Linked DNA regions of Homo sapiens: region 1 is linked to region 2. Evidence: read pairs that join two places in POLR2A ChIA-PET (ENCODE). Cell type or tissue: HCT116. All regions are shown on one strand. Each heading gives the region's core, and the rest is flanking DNA. Links, peaks and the distances in the headings are about the cores only.

Region 1 (5,382 bases), core at 66-5,065, 570 kb before region 2:
GAAACAGAGAGACGATTATTAACCCAGTACGTGGCAGGATGGGTGAAGGAGGGTGTTGTGCACACACGCACAGCAACTGACATTTCAGCAGGTTTCCAAAGCATGCTGGGTCCTGGTTAAACATGACAGACTGATGACACTTGTTTCTCTCCCCTCCCTCCTGAAGCCCAATAAAATGAAGGCCAGGGAAGGAAAGGCATAAAGCACAGGATAAGGTGAATGAGAGAGGACAGGTACATCAATCCATGAGATTCATCAGGAAATGTTTGATCCTATGTTCTGACATTTCACAGGTGCCTTGGTGTGGGTTCATTGTCAATCACTGTGCTGGGCACTTAGTGGGCCCTTTCAATCTGGAAATTCATGTCTTCTAGTTCTGTGAAGTTTTCTGGAATCATTTTGATAATTCCCTATCTTCCAAGACTCCTACAATTTCAAGGTCGGATATCCTGAACCAATCCTTTAATTTTTTTCTCCTATTACTCCATTTCTTTGTCTTTTTGCTCTACTTTCTGAAAGCCTTCCTCACCCTTCAGCCCTTCTACTATTTCCCCCTACATTACTTATAATACCTAATGAGTTTTTATTTTTTACTATCATGTATCTAATTGGTAACTTTTTTCATTCTCAACATTCTCTTTTCCCCTAAACACGCTATGCTTTTTGAATCTTAAGTATTTAAAACAAGGTATTTTTGAAGTTTTCTTCTGTTTCTTTCCATCTGCCCTTCTTATGAGATATGTTTCTTCTAGGGTTCAATGGCCCCTGGCTGTCTTACGGTGAGGCACTCTGGGTGGTGAGGCTCATCCTCCAGGGTGACCAGGGTGAGCAATGTCCCAACATCACTGTCTTTTCGTCTTTCTTCTTGGGCAAGTTGGACTCACCAGGGAAGGATTGTTTACTTGCCTTCCTGGAGCATGTGTGCCTGGCTGCAGTATTCCGGGCATATGAATTGGTGCAGGGGAAACAAGGCTGGAGTCTCAATATTCAGTATGTAAACACACACTTAATCTCCAATCTGTGAGTTTATGCTTTCTAAAAACAAAAAACAAAAACCATTCTCCTCCTGTTTACAAGAGGAGTGGGGAACACCGGGGAAAGAAGGTGGCTAAAAACCAAGGGAAGCCACCTTTAACCGCGTCCTGAATGAAACATGAATGCATTTTGTCAATGGAATATGGATGGAGAAATGGTGATGAATGTGGCAGGACTGAGGGCGCCATAACAGGAAATACGTAGAAAGGGAAACACAGGTGAGAGGAAAGCCAACCTACTCCAGGAGAAGGAAGAGACAGTCAGAAGAGAGGACCTGCTGCAAGCCTGCATGCAAGGGAGGGACTCCTCCTCCTTCTTCTTGCCCCCCGCTTAGTTACTCTGTCACTAAGTCCTACAGATTCCTAAAATATATCCTCTCCTCTCCACTCCCATTACCACTTCCTCAACTGAGGCTGTCCTCACTTCTCACTGGACTGCGTCTTTTAACTAGTTTCCTCGATTCTAATCTGGGCTGCCTTATCAATACTGCCACCAGACTGAGTTTTCTAAAATTCACATTTGAAAACCTGGATACCCTCCTCCAATTTGTTCCCTGGTAAACATCTAATGGTTCCTTTGCAACTCAGCTCACTCTTTCAACTATTTAGTGACCCCCAACTATATGTCAGGAATCACAAGGCCTTTTGGGGATCCTTCCTTGGCTTGCCAGCCTAATTTGGATGATCTTTTCTGCTACCACTGAACCTCCCCCTCACAGAACTTACTACCTCATGCTCTTCTACAATCACTGACTTACCTGCCTCACTTCCCAATTAGAACACTTAGCTTCTCAGAGCTAGGGTCAAATCGTAGCTATCTCTAGAACTTTTCAGCACTTGGCCTATAGCAGATGTTCACTAAATGTCTGCTGAAAAAAGAATTCTTCAGATTACTCAATTAATGGAAAAATCTAGGACAAAATCTTCTGATAATCATATTTCATGTTTCTCACTTTTCCTGGTGGTTTTCCAGCAATAACACTTTCTCCTAATAAGCTATTCTATTGAAACTAAGACAACTTAGACGAGCAAAGTTCTGGAAGTCTGTTTAATATTGTTCATTCCTACTTTCTATCAACAACAGCAAGAATTACTGCTCTCTGGTTCCAAAGGATGCAGGGCAGCAGATTTTTTAAATGGCTAGGATGGCATGTTCAGAAGGAATTACTCTACAATGGGACAGAGGCCTTGTAAATGGACTCCCCTATTCAAACAATAAGGCACTTAGTATTCTATACCAAGGCCATCATCTGGCCCTGTTTTGGTCAAGGGTATCTCTGAGGAGTTTGAAGGCAAGGAATAATGGGTGGATCCAACCCTGAAATACGTGATGGCAGGCTGCTGACTGGGCTTCTGTTAGTGTTTCAGAGGAAGTCAGGAACCACTCCTTTGAGAGCATCCTCAGGTTGTTACTGTCCTAGCACTCTCTTCCTATGGCAATGAACCCTGGGTCCTTGACTTTGAAGGTATATGAAAAGAGGGAGCTGAGGTAACTGCGGCTACTAGGATGGAGGATGAAACCATTAAGAAATGGAGCACGTGGTGAAAGATATTTGGAAGATCACAGAAAGCCCAGGAACAAAGAAGAGAGAAGAATGTAGCCTGAGCATATAAGAAAGGGAACCAGGGCTGAGCTGCAGAAATCACTGCTAACTCCACCTCCACACACAGCCATTGAAGTAGTTTATAATCACCCTAAAGTATCCCAGCAATTTTTTTCCCCCAGAATCACTAGTAAATAAGTTCAGTAAAAGAAAGTCCTGTTACACAGTGGCTCACACCTGTAATCCCAGCACTTTGGGAGGCCAAGGTGGGAGGATCACTTGAGGCCAGGAGGTCATGACTAGCCTGGACAACATGGTAAGACCCCACCTCTAACAAGAATAACAAGCAAAAAAAAAAAAAAATTAGCCAGGTGGTTGTGCATGACTGTGGTCCAAGCTACTTGGTAGGCTGAGATGGAGGATCACTTGAGCCTGGGAAGTTGAGGCTGCAGTGAGCTGTGACTGCATCACTGCATTCCAGTCTGGGTGATGGAGAGAGACTCTGTCTCAAAAAAAAAAAAAAAAAAAGAAGAAAGAAGAAGAAGAAGAAGAAAGTCATAAAGTCATATTACATAAAAACATGAACTCACAAAATAGCTAACAATTACAGTCGGCCCTCTGTATCTGTGGGTTTCACATTCATGGATTCAAACAACTGCAAGTCAAAAATATTTGGGGAAAAAAACCACCAAAGTCCCAAGAAGCAAATTTTGAATTTACCAGGTGCTGAATACTATGATGAATCCATGTGAATGAGGTGATATGTAGGCTGTATTAGGAATTATAAGTAATCTAAAGACAATTTAAAGAATACAGGAGGATGTCTGTAGATGTAACCTGCTATGCCAAATATTATACCACATCTTATCAGGCAGGAACTTGAGTATCCGTGGATTTTGGTATTCATGGAGGGGTCCTGGAACCAATCCTTTATGGATACTGAGGGATGACTATACTTATTAATCCAGATGGAGTCAACTCAAGTTTTTCTAAAATAGAATCGGATTTCAAAACATTAAAAAACAAAAACAAATTAAAAAAACTTCAGGAATGTGTCTATAATAATAATAATATTTCCAACTACAGATCCTGAAGTACCAATTTATTCAACAAACCTGACTTCTACATGTGAGGCTCCATGCTGGAGGAGAGGGGACCTGTGCAAGAAGGGGACAGAGGGAGACCCTGTCCCTAAGGGTCTTGTAGGTTAATTGTTTACAGAAGGAAAAAGTTGCACGTACTTTCAGGTACAGATAAAGTAACTGAGAAGTCCTGAGGAAGGAAATGACTTTAGCCAGGGGAATCACAGAGGTTATCAGAAGTGACAATGTGAGCACCGCTCTAAATGACAGACAGGGTCTCTGAGGCCAACATCATTCACTTAACGTAGCTCACTGAGGTTTTTGGTCAGTCTGCTCTCTCTGGCACTGTCTTGAGAAGAGGAGAAGTAATTCCACATGGATATTGACGTGAGTTCTCCTGCTCCAGGCTCACCCCACCAGACGAGCCCCCACCATTACCTGTTAGATTGGCCGCCATCTCTTCAGCAGTCTGTGACAGCCGCAGTCCTTGCTTCAGGGGACCATCTGAGTCCACGTACTGCCGGCGTTTGAGGTAGCAGGACACTGCCATCTGAATCTGCTCGGTACGCACTCGTTTCATGACCTTCAAGGGAGGCAACGACAGGATACAGAGACATCAGGGGCCTGGGAGAGCAACCTATCTAACTGCACCATCGCAGATGGGTAGGACACATGGGAGAGAAAGACCAGCCATGTGGCTAAGTGGCCTAGTTAAGACGCAAATCTAAGTTCCCTAATACCAACGTGGTATACTCTTCCATTTTGTCTGTTTCTCCAATGACAATACAGCCAACTTCAATTACAGAAAATAGGAAAAGCATCGATAATAAAGTCCTTAGATCACCCCCAAACTCTGTTTAATACCAAGATTCCAATCAGCCCCATGAAACTTTTCATTAGAGAAGCTAACAAAGAGCAAACAGGGCCAGTCTGAAATTTAGGGCCTTTGATTTCTCCTGCCTACTCTGTGAGAGAGGCGTTAATTAGCAGTGAACTAGCCAAAAAAGCAGGCAGGAGGCAGTGCCAAATCAAAGACCACAGAAACTGGATAAATAGATGTTAACAAAGCATGAAGTTAACAATGGTGAAGGGGATTGTGATATTTTTGCTTAATAGCCAGGAAAAGACTGCCAGCTCTAAGTTAGGGATTTGCAAAATGTGTTTTCATTTTATTTTATTTCATTTTATTTATTTATTTATTTTGAGACAGAGTCTCGCTCTGTCGCCCAGGCTGGAGTGCATTGGTGCGATCTCAGCTCACTGCAAGCTCTGCCTCCTGGGTTCACGCCATTCTCCTGTCTCAGCCTCCCAAGTAGCTGGGACTACAGGCACCCACCACCACGCCCAGCTAATTTTTTGTATTTTTAGTAGAGACGGGGTTTCACCGTGTTAGCCAGGATGGTCTCAATCTCCTGACATTGTGATCTGCCCGGCTTGGCCTCTCAAAGTGCTGGGATTACAGGCGTGAGCCACCGCGCCTGGCCGTGTTTTCATTTTAATTGTATAATATTATTTACCTTTTTTGCTCTTTATTTAAACCACAGGTATAGAAAGGCAGCACAACACTAAGAGGGTATGTATATGTGTTAGCATATGTCTCATAAATTCCTGTAAGAAAGGAAAGTGGTAGGAAGTGACCTGAACAGAAGTAAATTATTTTTGAATAATTCAAGCTAATTTGTAGGTTCACAAAAATAAAAAGAAAAGGGAAAAAGAAAAAAA
Region 2 (5,382 bases), core at 235-5,234:
CATTTTTTGCAAGGCAGGTCTACTGGCAACAAATTCCCTCAACTTGTGTTTGAGGAAGTCTCTATCCCTTCTTCATCTTTGAAGATCAATCTTTTTTTTTTTTTTTGCGACAGAGTCTCGCTCTATTACCCAGGCTAGAGTGCAGTGGTGCTATCTCAGCTCACTGCAAGCTCTGCCTTCTAGGTTCATGCCATTCTCCTGCCTCAGCCTCCCGAGTAGCTGGGACTACAGGCGCCCAACCACACCCAGCTAATTTTTTTGTATTTTTTTAGTAGAGATGGGGTTTCACCACATTAGGCAGGATGGTCTCGATCTCCTGACCTCGTGATCCACCCACCTTGGCCTCTCAGAGTGCTGGGATTACAGGCGTGAGCCACCGCGCCTGGCCTGAAGATCAATCTTAAATGGTACAGAATTCTAGGTGGTCATTTTTTTTTTCTCTGAGCCCTTTAAATATTTCCCTCTCCTCTCTTCTTTCCTGCATGGTTTCTGAGAAGACATTAGTTATAATCCTTCTCTTTGCTCCTCTATTGATAGGTAAGGTGTTTCTTTCAATTTTTTTTCTTTATCTTTGATTTTCTGCAATTTGAATATGATATGCCTCAGTGTAGTTTTTGGAGCCTTTATACTATTCTGTGTGTTCTCTAAGTTTCCTTAATTTGCGTTTTGGTGTTCAACATTAATTTGGGGAAATTCTTAGTCATTATTGCTTCCAGTATTTCTCCTGTTCCTTTCTCTCTTTCTTCTCCTTCCGATATTCCCATCATGCATATTTACACCACTGTAATTGTTCCACAGTTCTTGGATATTATTTCAATTTTTTTCATCTTTTTTGTCTTTGCATTTGAGTTTTAGAAGTTTCTAATGTCATGTCCTAAAGTTTAGAGATTTTTTTCCTCAGCATGTCATGTCTGCTAATGAGCCCATTAAAGACATTCCTCATTCTCTACAGTGTTTTTGATCTCTAGCATTTCCTTTTGATTCTTTCTCATAATTTCCATTTCGCTGCTTACATTATCTGTCTGTTCTTGTGTGTTACCTACTTTTTCCATTAGAGTCCCTAGCATATTAATTATAGTTGTTTTAAATTCCTGATCTGATCATTCCAACATTGTTCTATATCTGAGTCTGGTTCTGATACTTGCTGTGTCTCTTTAAACTGTGCGTGCGTGCGTGTGTGTGTGTGTGTGTGTGTGTGTGTGCGCGCGTGTGTGTGTGTGTTTAACCTCTTAGTGTGCCTTGTAATTTTATGTTGAAAGCTGGATGTGATGGACTTGGTGCACGGAACCCTGGTAAACAGGCCTTTAGTTGTGTGGTGTTAAGGTGTAGTGGGAGGGGAAGCTTGCTATAGTCCTATGATTTGGTCTCATTCTTTTAGGGAACCTTTGTGTCTGGGCTGTGAGCCTCACATTTGCTTCTCAGCTTCCCCCTCTCCACATCCTTAGGTGATACTAAAGTCTAGCAGAGGCTGGTTATTTCCTGTTCCTCAGATTGGACAGGCTCTGATAAATGCTAGCAGTTTAGTCCCTGTTTAAATAGTTTCTCCCGATGGCAGGCCTTATTAATAAGAACACAGTGCCCTGGCTTCTTTCAAAATGGTTATTTTCCCCTCTCACTGTTGTAAGCATGAGGGGATATTTCTTCAATATTCACTGTGAGGATCTGGTAGAGCTCCAGGAGGTAAAACTCACACAAATATAGCTGCCACACCCCCATGACTGGGTCCCCCTGGAGTTTTTAATCTCTTAGGCTTGTCCACAGTGAGCCTCCAGGAATTTTCCACTACAGTTTAGGTTTTCCTACCCCCGTAGTGGATCTTCAGGGGTTTCTACTTACAGGCTTCTGCTCCAGTGAATTGTGATTCCTTGTATTCACCTGTCCAATTTGGGGGGCTGTGGCTTGTGACATTTCTCCAACAGATCCAAGGCAGATCTCTAAGAAGTGCTGATTTTTCATTTTATTCAGCTTTTTACTGTTAGGACGGAATAACGACTTTCAAGCTCCTTACATGCCTATTGGGAACTGGACGTCCGTTTATGAAGTGTTTGCTTTGCTGGCAAGAGTGTTTGCTGGTGAGAGTGTTTGCTGGTGAGAGTGTTTGCACGTTGTGTTCTTGACTGTGGTTGGACAAGCGTCACCCCAGGGAGTCCAAGCCCCTCCTTTGTGCCCTCCCCATGCGTTGTCCCACCTACACCAGATGCAGGTATGTCACTGTCTCCTCCAGGAACTCTGACTGGACGCATGCATGCAGTCAATTTGTGTGTTAAGTCGGCCTCCCTGTCATCTTTCCAGCTCCTGGATGAGTCATGAAGCCCTGAGCCACAGTTCTTTCATATGTAAAGTAAACATTACCCACACAATGGGGAGCATCTGAATAGAATAGTTAATATTCCTTTATTATAATAATAGGAAGCTAGGATACACACTTCTGTTGTGTGGATTAATGAGAGACTTCCTATGGATTATCTTCTATTAAAAACATACAAGTGTTCTGATGGTTTTCAGGCAAATAGAGAGAGGGAGGGAAAAGCCATCTTCAGGTCATAGGCTGGATTTGACCATTGAGAGTCATACCTTACTTAAAATCATTTGAGTGCTCACATTGACTCTGCCTTTCATATCCTTAACTATTGCATACAGTTGGTTTTCTTATCTTCAAAGAGATCAGAATGTACTGATTTGCCTCTCTTTTGAGTTATTAGTAGTAATTTTTGATAAATGCACAATGTCTTTTTATTTTGCCAAAGGGCTTTCTTTCCTTTTTATGTTGAAACCATTTTTCTTACTAAACCAACATACACATAATTTTTTTGTTGTTAGAAATTATTTTCTTGTGATTGAAAAATACATTTTCCCTAAGCATGAGGAACACAGCTAAAGTTTTATGGTTTGCAAGAAACCGCTGGCCATGGCACTTCCCAGTGTGTCAGTGGTGTGTTCAGGAAGCTCAGTGGCTTCCTGTGTTCTGTGTGTTGGGCATGTAGCAGTTGTAGACAGATGGGCGGGAAGACATGACACCAAGCTGGATGCTTTTATGGCCACAGAACCCACTGACAGATGAAGGAGCCAGATCTAACAGGGCAGAGCAGTGATGTTCCAGGCCAACAGTCTCCAATTTTCTGATCGCACACTCTATGAACAGACGTATATTTAGACCACCTCCCACACACATATGTATTAAAATGCTTACTTAGGAATTACATGCATATTGCCGTACAGATTTATTGATACATTCTAAATGAAATGGGATAGTTCCCTTGACCCCTTCACAGGACTCAGCCCACAGCTCTCAGCCCCTCATGGGAGGAGCAGCATGCAGGTGAGTGGGTGCAGGGGCTGGGGTGAGTGCTTTTGGGCATCGGCAGGAGTAGAACTCTGTGCAGCCCCCCGGCAGCATCTGGGTGGGGCTACCTGTGACCCCTGGAGCCCTAGAGGGCATATGTTACAGTGTGCTCTTAGATTTGCTGTCCACAGATGACTTAAGTGTTAGCTCAGTGCAAGGTCAGTGTGACAGCCTTTTGCATCCACCCTCTTGGTACCTGAATTCTCGTCCGGTGTCCAGGAAGAATCAAGTTGTGCAAACAAATTGAAGGATGGTGAATGTGGAGGACTTTATTGAGCACTGGAAGTGGCTCTCAGTGGGATGGGAAGCTAGAAAGGGGGTTAAGTGGGAAGATGGTCTTCCCCTGGAGTCCTGCTGTCCCCAGCCAAACTCTTCTCCAAAGTCCTGCTGTCAAGCTGTCCCTCTGAAATCAAGCTGATTCTCTCCAACATCCGGCTGTTTCTTCTCTCCTTCTCTATTGCTTTGCTGGTAGGGCCTGGGGTTTTTATGGGTACAAGATGGAGGGTGGGGCGGGCCGGGGTGGTTTTGGAAAAGGCAACATTCGGGCAGGAAAACAGAAATGCATGTTCTCACTTTGGGCCCTACGGTTCCAGGCTTGAGGGTGTGGCGTTTGCTAGGGACCACTCTCTCCTACCCAGTATTTCCCTGCCTCCTGTTTGTATCATAAAGTGTATTTAAAATAAGCTATTATAAAGGATGAGGAAAATACTTGACAATGTCTGTCATTTTCTTTCTTTGCCCCAGAAGATTGTCTTATGTGGCCCCACTTTGGAGACTACCACTCTTGGGGCTGCCGTGGTCACAAAAACCCAGATTATTGTTTTAACTCTATTTCTTGCCTTGGTTCATCGTACTTTGGGGAAGAATCTGGAATTTGTATAAAGTATACCACCCAAGTGGCAGTCCCAGCTGGAAGTCATGGAATGGGGGCAAGAACAATAACCTGGGAGCACGGGATCTGGGTTCGGAACAAGGATGATGGCCGGGAGCTCTAGGCTCAGCTGTGCCACCAGTCCTGTGGCCTTAGACAAGTTAAGGAGTATTTGGGTTTTGTTTTCCTTGTCTGTAAAATTTAGATACATTCTTGCTCTAAAACTCTTTGATTCTGTTAACTGTGTCTTACCATTTCCCTTTAATCTCTATTCTCAGATTGGAATCACCAATTTTATTTTCTTTTACATGCTGTAAAAATATATCTCTGTAGTTCCCCCCACCCTCATACCACATTTCAGGTCTACTGTGGATGAGTTTTTGCCCATAAACTCTGTGACCCTTGCTTCTATTTCAGCATCATGCTTTCTACTTGGAACCACTGAATTTTTTTTTTCAGTGTTGGTTTTTAAAATATTGTCTTCAAATAGAGTATGTATATTAGTCAATATTTTGTATTTTGGAAATCTATCTGATAGAGAAGAATGTCATTTTTTCCCCTTGGTGTGGAAAAACTTCTGGATTGAAAAATAAGTTTCTCCCTGTAATTGTCTCTGAATCTGACCAGCCAGCCAGCTGGCAGAAGGACTGGCAAAGGAGCGGGGGCCGGAAGAGGAGCAGGGGCCAGTAGAGGAGTGGGGCCGGAAGAGGAGCAGGGGCAGCTGTAGGGGCTAGAAGGCCGAGGTCTGCCTCTGAGGACAGCTGTTGATGAGGTTCTTGTTGGAGATCTCTCACCCTTTGGTCAACGTGGCCTTTTGGAGCAGATTTTCTCTTTGCCTTTATGAGACCTTAGTGTCATTCTTGTATTCCTTAGTAACCTTGTGTAAAGGGCTGAGGCTTAGGAGAGACGAGGGTAGGGAGAGAGTTCAGAAAGGAGAGTCCTAAGGCCGTCTGGATTCTCCTTGAGCCCCCTCCCCATCCTGGTCCTGGGCTGTGTCTTCATCACAGCCACCCCTCCCCGATGTGCTGTTGGTTCAGTTACCCCAGACAGTGGATTTCTCAGAACAGAAATTGCTAATGTTCACGTAAAGATGAATGAAATGGGAATGATGAAATGTGTTAAGAGAACTTAAATCCAGGGTGTGAATTGCCACTGATCCTAACAGAGA

What was found. ChIA-PET counts read pairs that join two places held together with the same protein. Peaks named below come from ENCODE experiments on the same cell type or tissue, not always from the same donor. Only the 100,000 strongest peaks of a DNase experiment are listed, where the experiment ranks them.
Region 1: POLR2A ChIA-PET joins it to region 2 with 6 read pairs; 2 of 35 experiments call an interaction of 5 or more read pairs at or near these places.

Annotation. Positions count from the first base shown.
Region 1 is chr1:229,610,243-229,615,624 of GRCh38, forward strand. TAF5L (TATA-box binding protein associated factor 5 like) reads right to left here. Exons shown (of 5, transcript NM_014409.4): 2 at 4,099-4,243. The coding sequence starts at 4,240. Among named protein-coding and RNA genes, the nearest start is that of TAF5L, 13 kb to the right of the region's middle. In HCT116, for the core only: no CTCF peak of the experiment used is centred there; no DNase peak of the experiment used is centred there.
Region 2 is chr1:230,184,101-230,189,482 of GRCh38, forward strand. All of the region lies in intron 2 of GALNT2 (polypeptide N-acetylgalactosaminyltransferase 2), which reads left to right. Among named protein-coding and RNA genes, the nearest start is that of GALNT2, 120 kb to the left of the region's middle. RefSeq lists enhancers at 1,606-2,344, 2,345-3,083. In HCT116, for the core only: no CTCF peak of the experiment used is centred there; a DNase peak (open chromatin) is centred at 2,251.